Regions from separate parts of the Homo sapiens genome. Here region 1 is linked to region 2. The links are chromatin contacts, found by Hi-C in ENCODE. All regions are on one chromosome and are shown on one strand. Each heading gives the region's core, a stretch centred on a gene start or an enhancer-like site at or near the end of the contact. The rest is flanking DNA. Distances are from core to core; before and after follow the strand shown.

Region 1 (5,474 bases), core at 2,582-5,081, 450 kb after region 2:
TTAACTAAAACTTCTCCCTCAAAATCACTTGATTCAAACTATAGGACATGCTGACAACGTTCTAAATTCTATAGTCAGCTCATCTACCAACATTTTACGCACCTGGCTCAGCATTTAACCGGCAGCTGTTAAGGAATTCGGCTGAGAAATAGATATCAACATCACAGAAAAACATCAAGACCTCTCCCTTGTCCCAAGCTCGGGCACCCACATTTAGTCCTCGTCCACGATTAAATTCTTCATTCAATGAGACCAAGGTGTAATTGTGAAAATTAGACTCACTATGAGGAAAGCACACACAACAAATGATAAGTCCCACTTAAAGTTACCAATTTTCTTCCTTCAACACAGCTTACAAAATATGTTTTACACTTCAAATATTTGATTATATTGGTTCTACATTCACAAAGGGAAAGAAAATCCCAGCTTCATGTGTATGATTATCATCAGGGAGAGATATTCACCAAATGCCCAATTTGAGGCACATGTTGGTGGTATGAGGCTCCAAAAGTGTTAAAGTGGCCACTGACCTTTGGAATCTTAAACACCTTTTGGGGAGTTGAAAAATACACAAATGGAAAAATAGCTGTAATGTCTGTTAATAATGCATTCTAAATGGATAACACACACAAAGATCACTCTCCTCTTGCATCCGTTAGGTCTTTGCACACATGTCGCCTTATCAGAGGGATCCTCCCTAATACTACTTGAGAAGCAGCTGCCACCTCCCACTCCTTCATCTCCATCCTCTTCCTCAGCTGTTTTCCTTCATATTGCTAGACATATTTGTTCCAGTGTCTCTCCCACTCTGTGGGAGCAGGGATTTTGTTTTGTTCATTACTATGGATGCAGTGTCCCCTGATAGAGTAGGAGTTCAATAAATATTTGCTGAATGAATGAATGAACAGCAGTTCTGAAAAATACATCGCTCATGTCTGGAGTAGTTAGAGAAGATGTTAGAAGTGGAACGTGAGTTATGCCTTGGTTAAAATGTTGAATTCAGTGGTGAGTGTAAAGGTCATTCAAAATAATTATTCTCAAAGGCAAAGAGGTAAGAATGTAGAAAGCATTTTAGAGAAAAGGGATCAGACAAATCAGATTGGTAGAAAAGGACCCTAAAATGGGAACAGTGAGATAAGGGTCAACGGAATCTTAAAATGGGAACAATGAGAGAAGGGTCAGAGTGAAGAGTACCTCCCATGCAAGGTTAAAGAAATTGGTCAGTATCCTAAAGGCAAAGAGAATCAGCAGGACTTTTCTGCTAGGGCAGTGGTTCTCACAGTGAGGCCCCCAAACCCACAGCATCAGCTTCCTGTGTTAACATGTTAGAGAAGCAAACTCTCAGACTACAGCCAGACCCACTGAATCAGATGCTAGGGCTGGAGAGAAGCCTCTACATTTTCACAAGTCCTCCTGGTGACTCTGGCACTGAAGCTGGAGAATCACTCACTGCACTAGGGTGCAGCCTAATCAAAAAAGTAACATTTTAGGAGGATTACACTTACAACAGTACAGAATGGGTAATGGAGAGATGGAACAAAGGCTCAAATAGTGCATGGAGTGGACTCCAAGTGCTCTGAATGCCTAGGACTCTTCTCCCCGTCTTAAGGAATATAAATCTCTCCTCTGTTGGGGGAAAACTGCCCATTGCCACCCCACATACTCAGCATCAAGTGGAGGCACTGATCACAGAATACCCCTCACTCTCTGCCCACCCCAACCACAGTAATTTCCTAGGGGTGGAGACCAGGCTTAAGCTGGGCCAGTCCCAATACCCCCACCCAACCTGGCCATAGTGATTGGCTCAAGAGTGGGCAAAATGTCCTTCCCTGGGATTTTCTCAACTGGAGCTGGGAGAAAGCTCTTTCCTCTCTGATGGCAAAGCTGAGAAGATGTGAGCCCAGAGCCGCCAACAGTCATATCCCTCACCATGTGGAAGAAGCCAATCTGCAACAGGAGAATGAAGTCAACATGCAGAGAAAAACAGACAAGGAGACGAGAATTTTGATGGTATTCAAGTCTCTGGTTCCAATCCCTGAGAAACAAGAGTTGTTTTGATTTTCTTCCCCAAATTTGGTTGTAACAATCCCTTTATTTCTGGGAGGTATCCGAGATTCTTCAATACTGCTCCTATTTTCCTCAAGCAAGCTCAAGGTAGGTTTACACCATTTGCCACAGAAGTGTCTTGACAATACTTCAGTATTACCAGTGTGAGCTTGTGGCACTTAGTAGGTGATCTAAAAACACTAAGGAGGGACAGGAAGGGAAGAAATGGAGGGAGGGGGAACCAGGGTTAGGGTGGTGGCAGTAGCAAGGAAGAGATAGAGAAGAGGTCCTGTGAATTAAGTAGGAACTAACTAATTAGAGGTAACTGGAGGCAAAGAATAAGTAAAAGACTGTGGCTCTCAGAAGTCATGCCCAGATGGTGAAAATGGTTTTACTCTGAACTGAAAGAGGGCCATCAGGAGGAGGAGCTGGTGTAGGGAAGGGGAAGACAGTGAATTGTGTCTATATACATCAAGGCTCTGAGAATCCCTGCAGGTCAGGGACTCAGATTCACTCATCTACGCCCACTCTTCTTCCAACTACCCCAGTCAAACTCCCAAGCAGTGTACCTGGAACACAGTAGGCAGGACTCAATGAATGTGAGTTGAATGATTTGAGAAGAATGGCTGATCAAATCTGGGCTCTTGGCAAATGGCCACAACTGGCAGAAAGGTAAAGAAGCAAGTAAAGGATATAGAGCTGGTGTGGTTAGAGATGATAATCAACCTAATAGTTTACATTACATCATACTTACATTTACAAAATAGTTACATTTTACAAACACAAGAAGAACATTTTAAGACAGAAATACTGGTTAGGTTGTCAAAGGTAAAAAAGCAATGAAAAAGAATAACAGAAAAGAATTTGGCAGTTAAGTCGTTATCTTTGGGCCCATGATTTAGAAAGAAAAAGGCTGAGAGGCTAAAGAATTAATAATTAAGTACTAAGGGATTACTAATTCATCCATTCAAACCTCTGAGCATCTACTATGTGCCAGGTACTATATGACTTGCTTAGCTATGAACTACTGTCTCGTGATGTTGAGCTGTGAAAGGACAGAAACATAACAGTAGTGGCTGGGCACTTCAGAGTTGAGTGGGAGTTTCTTAAGGATATGGGAGACCTCAACATTGTTAGCAGGGGGAGAAGAAGGAGCCTGAGGAAATGGAAGGAAAGAAAGGTGACAAAAAAGAGACAAATTCAGAAGATGATTATGTCAAAGTGAAGGAATTAGATTTTAAAAAAAGGAAAGCAGCAGCAAATACACAGAAGGTGAGTGGGCCACAGAGAAAGCATCATGCCAGGCTGCTTGCTAAGCAGTGAAGGGAAGTTGAGTCATGTAGGGTTGCATGTGAAATGAGGAACTTATCATCACCACCACCGCCCACATGCTCAGCCAATTTTTAAATAATAGTTACTAAAAATTATTAACTCATTACATATCTGAAATTCTCTTTTAGCAATGTTATATATCAAGGCCTTCACTGCAGATGTGGTTCACCAACCTGGTGACAGATTCTAGGATAGACTTGACTTTAGACAGTCCTTCTTTACCAAAATACACCACTGTGAGATGAATCTTCTTGTCTTGATGAATACAAACATCCCTAACAGAAGTGAAAAATAAAAGTTTATTCAAGAAAACATGAGGCACTATTCATTAAGAAAGCAACCACATGAAGCTTTAACAAGAAAATGAGGCATTACTGACACAGTAGTAAACATAAATGTGGCAATACTGATGAATTATGGAAGGCACAAGGTCTATGCCTGAATGAGTGCACCCCTTGGAGGGCCATGGAAGCAGTCTGACATTGCTGCCATTATTTCAAAACATTTTTTGAACTTTTGCTTTTGGATTGCTTTCAGAAGCAAATCACAAGCTATTCAAGGAAATAAACTCAACTGGTTCAGAACCACATAAATAAATACTGACCTTTTGGATTAAGAGTTATTTTGTCTTCAGACTGGCTAATTCCAAAAATTGTAACTATCATTAAGGAATAAATATTTGCCATGACTGAGATTACTTACTGTAAATAATAATGTGGCCTTTGAAAGTAATTCCAAGAAAGGCAATAAAAAAATGCTTTAGGAAATCGGATCTCAAGTGAGCTATTTGGAACAGTAAATCTCACTTGGAAGTATGACTGCCAGACATTCAGCTGCAGACCAGTTTTAATTAACCTTTTAAATCCAACAATTTCAATATGAGAATAAAGACTAGGATCACAAAGCATTAAACCAGTATATCAAAGTATCTAAAACATTAAAAATATTAAAGTATTAGAAACATGGAAACTGTTAAATCAAAAAGCATTTTCCACAAATAGTTTTCATAATGTGTAGATAATTATTTAACACTTCAGCATTTTAAAATATACAAATTTGATAACATAAAAAAACTTTACAAATTCTCTGCTTTGCAAGCTGAAATAACTTTCTCCAATTTTTAGTTTAATGTTTGTATGTCTAAATGTATTTCAATTAAAAAACTCAAATCATTCTCAAGGGGATTTTCTTGTGAGACACAAGTATTCTGTATCTTAATTGGGGTGGTGGTTCGTGAGTGTATACGTTTGTCAAAAGACATTAAATTCCAGCCTGGACAACATGGCAAGACCTTCTCTCTACAAAGAATAAAAAAGATGGCATGCACCTGTGGTCCCAGCTACTTGGGAGGTTGAGGCAGGAGGATCACTTGAGCCCAGGAGGTTGAGGCTGCAGTGAACTGTGCTCACTCCACTGCATTCTAGCCTGGGTGATAGAGTGAGACCCTGTCTCAAAAAAAAAAATAAAAATAAAAAAAGAGTCATGATACCTATATCCTTAAAATATGTGGATTTTACTGCATGTAAATTATTCCTTAGTAAAGTTGATTTTTTAAAAATTCAACTTGTCTTAAAATGAATTCAAAACAATTATCAAGGCCATCAAATTTAGTTTCTAATAGGTGTCACTCTTAATTTATTTCATAGTTCAAATTGTCTATAACACAATATACTACACATGCTTTAAAAAAAGAGAGAATATAAAAAAATAAAGTTCCCCTAAAGCCTGTAAAATTATTCTAAGTAATTATAATCGGTGAAGATAAATTAAGGAAATCTGAGTAAAACGTGATTTTTTTTAGGAGAATGTAGCTTAATCATTAAGCCCTGACAGTTACCTGAAGTTCTGCATAAATTGTACAAATGCTTCAGTTCTTTCAGCAAGTGGCACAATGATATTAATAATTGATCTAGTGATGTCAATCATCTCACTCTTCACTTTCATGAGAGGTCCAAAAGGGCGGAAGAGGGTCACATGTCTATATTCCGTAAGGTCTGCTTTCTTAAAAAAGAGTTCATACTGTGTGCCCTTATCTCTCTCAGTGCGATAATAACCTAAAGGAAAGAGTTAGGAACAAAGACGTCTCCATGTCAAAG
Region 2 (6,368 bases), core at 668-3,167:
TTCTCCACCCCATCCTCTGCCACTCAGTCTCGAAACCCATTTCACTTTTCTTCACAGGATTTCTCACCACCTGGCAGGAGAGGTTTGCACTGACTGTCAGCATCCTCTCTAATGTGAGCTCCAGGGGGACAGTGTGGGTCACTGCTGCCTCCCAGTCAAAAACACTGCCTGACACAGAAGTGTTCAAGCTTTATTCAATCAACAAATGAATAGAAACTTTGAAAAGACATGGAAAGTGATTAGCTTTATCCGAGAATTTACAGGGAGTATGATCTGACTCTGGGGCAGAATATTTTTAAAAAAGAAAAAAAAATTGCTTTTCATAAGAGTAACAACTTACTATGTACCAGCCACGGTGCTAAACCCTGAGATACATATCATCTCTCTAAATTTCTGCCGTAACTATATAAAGTAAAATCTATTTCGTAGCTAAAGACACAAAGGTTCAGAGAGTTGGAAGAACTTGCTCAAGGTCCCAGGGCTGGTTGAAGGCACAGTATAAAAGGAAGCCACAAAAAGTGGTAATGAAACTAGAACAAATTGGAATGGCTATGAAATACTAAAAGAAAAAATGAGTAAGCCTTAAAAAAATGAAAAGTGTGTTTCAAATGAAATTACTTGACTTAGAGCAGTAGAAATGTAGGTGATCTTTAATTTTTTTAATTTTATTTGTATAATAGACACTCAAATGTTTATCACTTCCTTTCAAAATACCAATTATTTAATCAGCTTCTCAAAATCCTTCAAAACCTAGTTTTCTCCAGGATAAAAGCAAACTCCAGTCTGGGATTCTAGACCATGAATGTTTCCAACTTTCTCAGACCAGTTTGTTCATGGTCCCGCCATAATGACTTCATTCAGGCAGCGCTTTCCCCTAGTATCCTCTGCAATTATGCAAATCTCATTTATTCTTCAGGAAGAACTAAGGCGCCCACTACTCCACCCCTCCCACCCTACCACACACTAAAGGTCAAGAGAGCACTGCTATCACCCTATGTCTTTATGGCCTACGTCTTTACATGCTAACGTGTATTTTTTTCATCGTCTGCCAGTTTGCAAAGCACTTTTCTGTTTCTAGCACTCTAGAAAACATGGGTAGCAATAATCTACTTGGTGAATGACTACGTAATGGGTAGACAGGACGGAAATCGCGGGACCCATCCAGGATTGGTTCGGGTAGCTTTGTCCACACACAGGGCAGGGCATTGTCCGGGCAAGAGGCATAAACCCCACCTCGCTGAAACACGTGGTTTCTCAAGAAATGGAAAAATCAAACTTGCCTGGATCTGGGCTCTTGGGGCCATCTGTCTCCTGAACTGTTCTCCCAGGCAAGGGCTGAGAATCCTGCGTAAGTCAATCTGGGAAAGAAGAGAGGAAATTGAGGAAGTCCCTCCGTGCCCTAGCCTAGCTAGAATCTGCCCTCTAGACCAGGTCCCCGCCCGCCCGTTCCCTCCACAGGTGGGCAGACAGGTCCAGGTGGGTACGCTCGGGAAGAAAGGAAAGGGAACGGCTGCTGGGATCCGGCCTGGACTGCAGCCAGCTCCACGCCAAACACTTTTGGCAGCACCGGGGGACGGCCTTGTCAGTGGCCCAATCTGTCGGCCGGGGCGCAAGGCTGGAGCGCTCTGTGATGCACCAGCCTCGAGCGGTCGCTCCACACGGCGCAGCCACTGCGGGTGGGCACTGCCCACCGCCGCCTTCCCCTCCCACCCCGGCTCGCCCCTCGACCCGCCCCTGGGAAAGGCGGGGAGCACCCGCCAGGGGCTCGAGGCTTCAGGGACCCAGCCTGACCCCGGCCGCTCACGAACCGAACCGAGCCGGCAGGGCTGCGGAGCTGCACGCCCAGAGAGTCAGCGACCACACCACGCCGTTCGGACAGTAACCACCAGCCAGGGGCTGGTGCAGCGCTCGCACCACGCGGAGACAGGCTGGACCGGAAGCGGAAGTGGCTGAGGCCGCGGAGGCCTCTGGGAAACGTAGTCTGGGCCGCTTGGGGTCTTAGGGGCTCCATCCGCAGAGCAGGTTGGCATCACCTGGGAATCTTTGAAAAGTGAAGGTGCGGGAAGTGGAGAGCGGCTGATCGCAGTCGGGAGGTGATACATTATGACTGACATGCAAAATCTGGTAAAAAATTGGACAGGGCAGTGGGCCGCCTGGAGGCAGTATCCCATACCTCTGACATGCACCGTGGATATGGAGATAGTCCTTCAAAAGCAGGAGCAGCTCCATATGCGCAGGCATTTGACTCGCTGCTTGCCTGCCCTGTGGCAGAGTACTTGAAGATCAGTAAAGAGATTGGGGAAGACGTGCAGAAAGATGTGGAGATGGTACACACAGTTTTGAAGTTGGAGTGAGCTCTCTTGGTTACAGCTTCTCAGTGTCAATAGCCGGCAGGTAATAAGCTTTCCGATCTGTTGGCACCTATCTCAGAGCAGATCAAAGAAGTGATAACCTTTTGGGAGAAGAACCGAGGCAGCAAGTTGTTTAATCAGCTGTCAGCTGTCAGTGAAAGTATCCAGGCCCTAGGCTGGGTGGCTATGGCTCCCAATCCTGGCCCTTATGTGAAAGAAATGAATCATGCTGCTGTGTTTTATACAAACTGAGTCCTTAAAGAGTACAAAGATGTGGATAAGAAGCATGTAGACTGAGTCAAAGCTTATTTAAGTATATGCACAGAGCTGCAGGCTTACATTAAGGAGTTCCATACCACCGGACTGCCTGGAGCAAAACGGGGCCTGTGACAAAAGAACTGAGTGGACTGCCATCTGGACCCTCTGCTGGATCAGCTACTCCTCCCCCACCACCAGGCCCCCCTCCTCCACTAGTCTCTGTCAGTTCAGGCTCAGATGAGTCCGCTTCCCTCTCAGCACTGTTTGCGCAGATTAATCAGGGGGAGAGCATCACACATGCCCTGAAACGTGTATCTGATGACATGAAGACTCACAAGAACCCTACCCTGAAGGCTCAGAGTGGTCCAGTACGCAGTGGCCCCAAGCCATTCTCTGCACCTAAACCCCAAACCAGCCACAAAGAAGGAGCCAGCTGTACTTGAACTGGAGGGCAAGAAGTGGAGAGTGGAAAATCAGGAAAATGTTTCCAATCTGGTGATTGATGACACAGAGCTGAAACAGGCGGCTTACATATACAAGTGTGTCAACACGATGTTGCAAATCAAGGGCAAAATTAACTCCATTACAGTAGATAATTGTAAGAAACTTGGTCTGGTATTCGATGATATGGTGGGCATTGTGGAGATAATCAACAGTAGGGATGTCAAAGTTCAGGTGATGAGTAAAGTGCCAACCATTTCCATCAACAAAACAGATGGCTGCCATGCTTACCTGAGCAAGAATTCCCTGGATTGTGAAATAGCCAGTGCCAAATCTTCTGAGATGAATGTCCTCATTCCTACAGAAGGCGGTGACTTTAATGAATTCCCAGTTCCTGAGCAGTTCAAGACCCTCTGGAATGGGCAGAAGTTTGTCGCCACAGTGACAGAAATTGCTGGATAAGCGAAGTGCCACTGGGTTCTTTGCCCTCCCTTCACACCATGGGATAAATCTGTATCAAGACGGTTCTTTTCTAGATTTCCTCTACCTTTCTGCTCTTAAAACTGCTTCTCTGCTCTGAAAAGCACAGCTACCTGCCTTCACTGAAATATACCTCAGATGTGCAGTGGGATAGCAGGTCAGTTGATCTTCTGCAGGAAGGTGCAGCTTTTCCAAATCAGCTCAACTGCCGACGAGGACTAATGATGCATTTTAGCTTTGAGCTTTGGGGGTTATTCTACCAACAAACAGTCCACTGGGAAGAAAACAGTCCCAGGAATTAACAGATCAGAACGTTCACACTGGTTAATCTTTTTCTGACAATGAGCATGAAGGTAGCAGAAGCTGGTGTGTTTCCAGATGGTTCTTCTAACCAAACTAATTTTTCACTATTGACAAGTGAGGCAAGGATTGCACTGGACCAAAGGCTGAGGCTTGGCCATCTAGCATTCCACGCAAAATTGTTTCCTATAAGCATTCCTTTTATTCACTATTCTATCCTGGGTCTGCCTCAACCATGAGATAGGAGAGTCTCCGGTACTAGCTGCTGTAGCAGTGCCCTTCATCCAGGGCAGTTAAAGGAGTATTCAACCCTTTCTTTCTCTGGGATCCCTGCCCAGCACCTTCCTACAGAGATGAAAAAAAAAAAAAGGAAAAACAACACTCCATTCCAAGGAGTCTGGTATTCCTGAATCCTCCTTCCCTGCTAGGTGCCTGTCACCTGTCTTCACTGCCTCCTTTTCCCTGTCACACTCACCAGCTTATGGCTTCTGTCCAAGCACCTGAACAGGGGACCAAAACCTCCACTGCAAGCTGCTTTTAGGTCTTGATTTATGTAAGAATCTTGCACAGCACTGCTAATGTAAATTTCAGTTTTTTCCCTCTAGGACAAACACTTACCAAAATACGCAACTTTTTTGGTGGGAAGAGAGATTGTCCTGTGATTTCTACCCATTTCCTGATCCTGTGGAAATAAATCTTTATGTACTTAAAGTTATACAGAAAATAGAATGAAATAAATACCAAAAAAAAAAAAAAGCAAAGTGAAGGTACCTGGGTCCCAGCTTCAGAGATTCTGAATTAATTGCCCTAAGTGTGGTCCTGGCATTCGGATTTTTTAAAGCCCCCAAGTGGTTCTAATGTACTGCTTAGGTTGACATCTGCCACCAGAAACTGATACGGAAAGTATGAGAGACATATTTTATGTGCCTTTGGATAGCTATTTGTTTCCAAATAATCCTGTTTTTATTTCATACAAATAAAAAGCATGTTAGAAAAGTACATCACCTAGAACACTAAAAACATTATTTCCTCACTATTTGCTGACATAGAAAATGAAAGTAGGTTGAATCTGTTTTAACAAATGTATTATTTTCTAGGAAAAACATATGTTTCTATTTATTAACTCCAGGAATTGGAAAGCTAAGGGAGGAAAATGTATCTCTCTCATTCAATTAGGGCCTTTTTTTTTAAGAAAATTTCTCAGGATGGTGCATTCATTTACCAATTTACCAGTGATTGACCAAAGGCCCACTGCGTGCTACTCACTTCTGGATGCTAAGGATAGAACAGCTGACAAGCGTCCCTCCTAGACTAAAGTGGAGTCAGGCTCCTTTGCATCCTCCTTTCAACTATGCCTTGTCTTGGCCTGGTGAGCCGAGTTTTAGCCAAGAATCCTACAAAGCCACTTTATCAAGAATCATGGCCAGGCATGGTGGTTCACACCTGTAATCCTAGGACTTTGGGAGGCTGAGGCGGGCGGATTGCCTGAGCTCAGGAGTTCGAGACCAGCCTGGGCAACACAGTGAAACCCCGTCTCTACTAAAATACAAAAGAAATTAGCTAGGCGTGACAGCGTGCGCCTATAGTTCCAGCTACTCAGGAGGCTGAGACAGGAGAATTGCTGGAACCTGGGAGGTGGAGGTTGCAGTGAGCTGACATCGCGCCACTGCATTCCATCCTAGGTGACAGAGTGAGACTCTACAAAAAACAAAAGAATCACACTTTTTCCATCACACTTTTTCCATCCCACTTTTTCCAGCAAGGGCACCTAAGGACCAGTCTTTCCTTACTTTGGGGGCTGGATCCAGAATCTGCATTTATTTATATATGGCTACCATTTGCTGATTCCAGAGGACATGCAGAGCCTTTTACATACATCATTACACTGAGCTCTCACCACCAAAGAAGGTACAATTATTATTCTCATTTTGCAGATGAGGAAATTGGCTCAGAGAACGTAACTTGTCTTTGGTCCCTCACCTAGTAAATAGCAGAGCTGGGTACCAACAGTCATTGTTGGATCCCAAAGCAAAGTTGCCCCCATTGGCTTTCCATCATCCCTCGACTGTCTGAACTCCTTGCCTAACCTGCTGGGCCCTCCACCCTTTCCTGCCTGCTTTGCCATCCTCACCTCTCCCTCGGCCAGAGCTCATGTGGCTCTGCCCCAGCGGCTTCCTTAGCCCCTTGCTCACCAAGCTTCACACCACCTAGGGAGCTGGACCCATGCAGGAGCTGCCCTGGGCTCTTCCTTCTGCTTGCCTAACTTGGGCCCCCACTCTTGTCCTGGCCAACTCCTCTCCATCCTTCCTATCTGAACTAAAATATCAATTTCACTTCTGTGGCCCAAGACTAAGAGACATCCTCTCTTAGTACACTCCACTATAAGTGCTCCTGTGTGGGGCTTGAACAAAGTGTCAATTGCCAGTGGACAGATGTAGGCAGAGCCTGCAGGAGTTACGTCAATCATTTGAAAAGAACATTATTTACTGATAATAGAGATTAAGGACTCAAAATGGGGTGTTGGGAGCAAGCCCCCCA

Evidence for each region. A loop is a pair of places that touch in the nucleus more often than their neighbours do. Pooled maps may share reads with other maps.
Region 1: a map with no recorded cell type shows a loop between it and region 2 (2.4-fold over the local background). The contact joins the enhancer-like site here to the promoter of ZNF485 in region 2. A Hi-C loop is called at or near these places in 4 of 37 single-sample maps with no recorded cell type and 6 of 50 pooled maps.

Annotation. Positions count from the first base shown.
Region 1 is chr10:43,158,673-43,164,146 of GRCh38, reverse strand. CSGALNACT2 (chondroitin sulfate N-acetylgalactosaminyltransferase 2) reads right to left here. Exons shown (of 8, transcript NM_018590.5): 3 at 5,216-5,432; 4 at 3,552-3,653; 5 at 103-281. Among named protein-coding and RNA genes, the nearest start is that of CSGALNACT2, 23 kb to the right of the region's middle. RefSeq lists an enhancer at 3,167-4,366. Within about 2 kb of position 3,831, at least 2 of the 41 ENCODE cell types and tissues checked have a DNase peak (open chromatin) inside an H3K27ac peak, as active enhancers do.
Region 2 is chr10:43,601,987-43,608,354 of GRCh38, reverse strand. ZNF485 (zinc finger protein 485) reads right to left here and starts at 1,917. Exons shown (of 5, transcript NM_145312.4): 1 at 1,809-1,917; 2 at 1,281-1,358. The coding sequence starts at 1,304. It also overlaps the pseudogene CAP1P2. RefSeq lists a silencer at 1,602-1,881 and an enhancer at 2,162-2,211.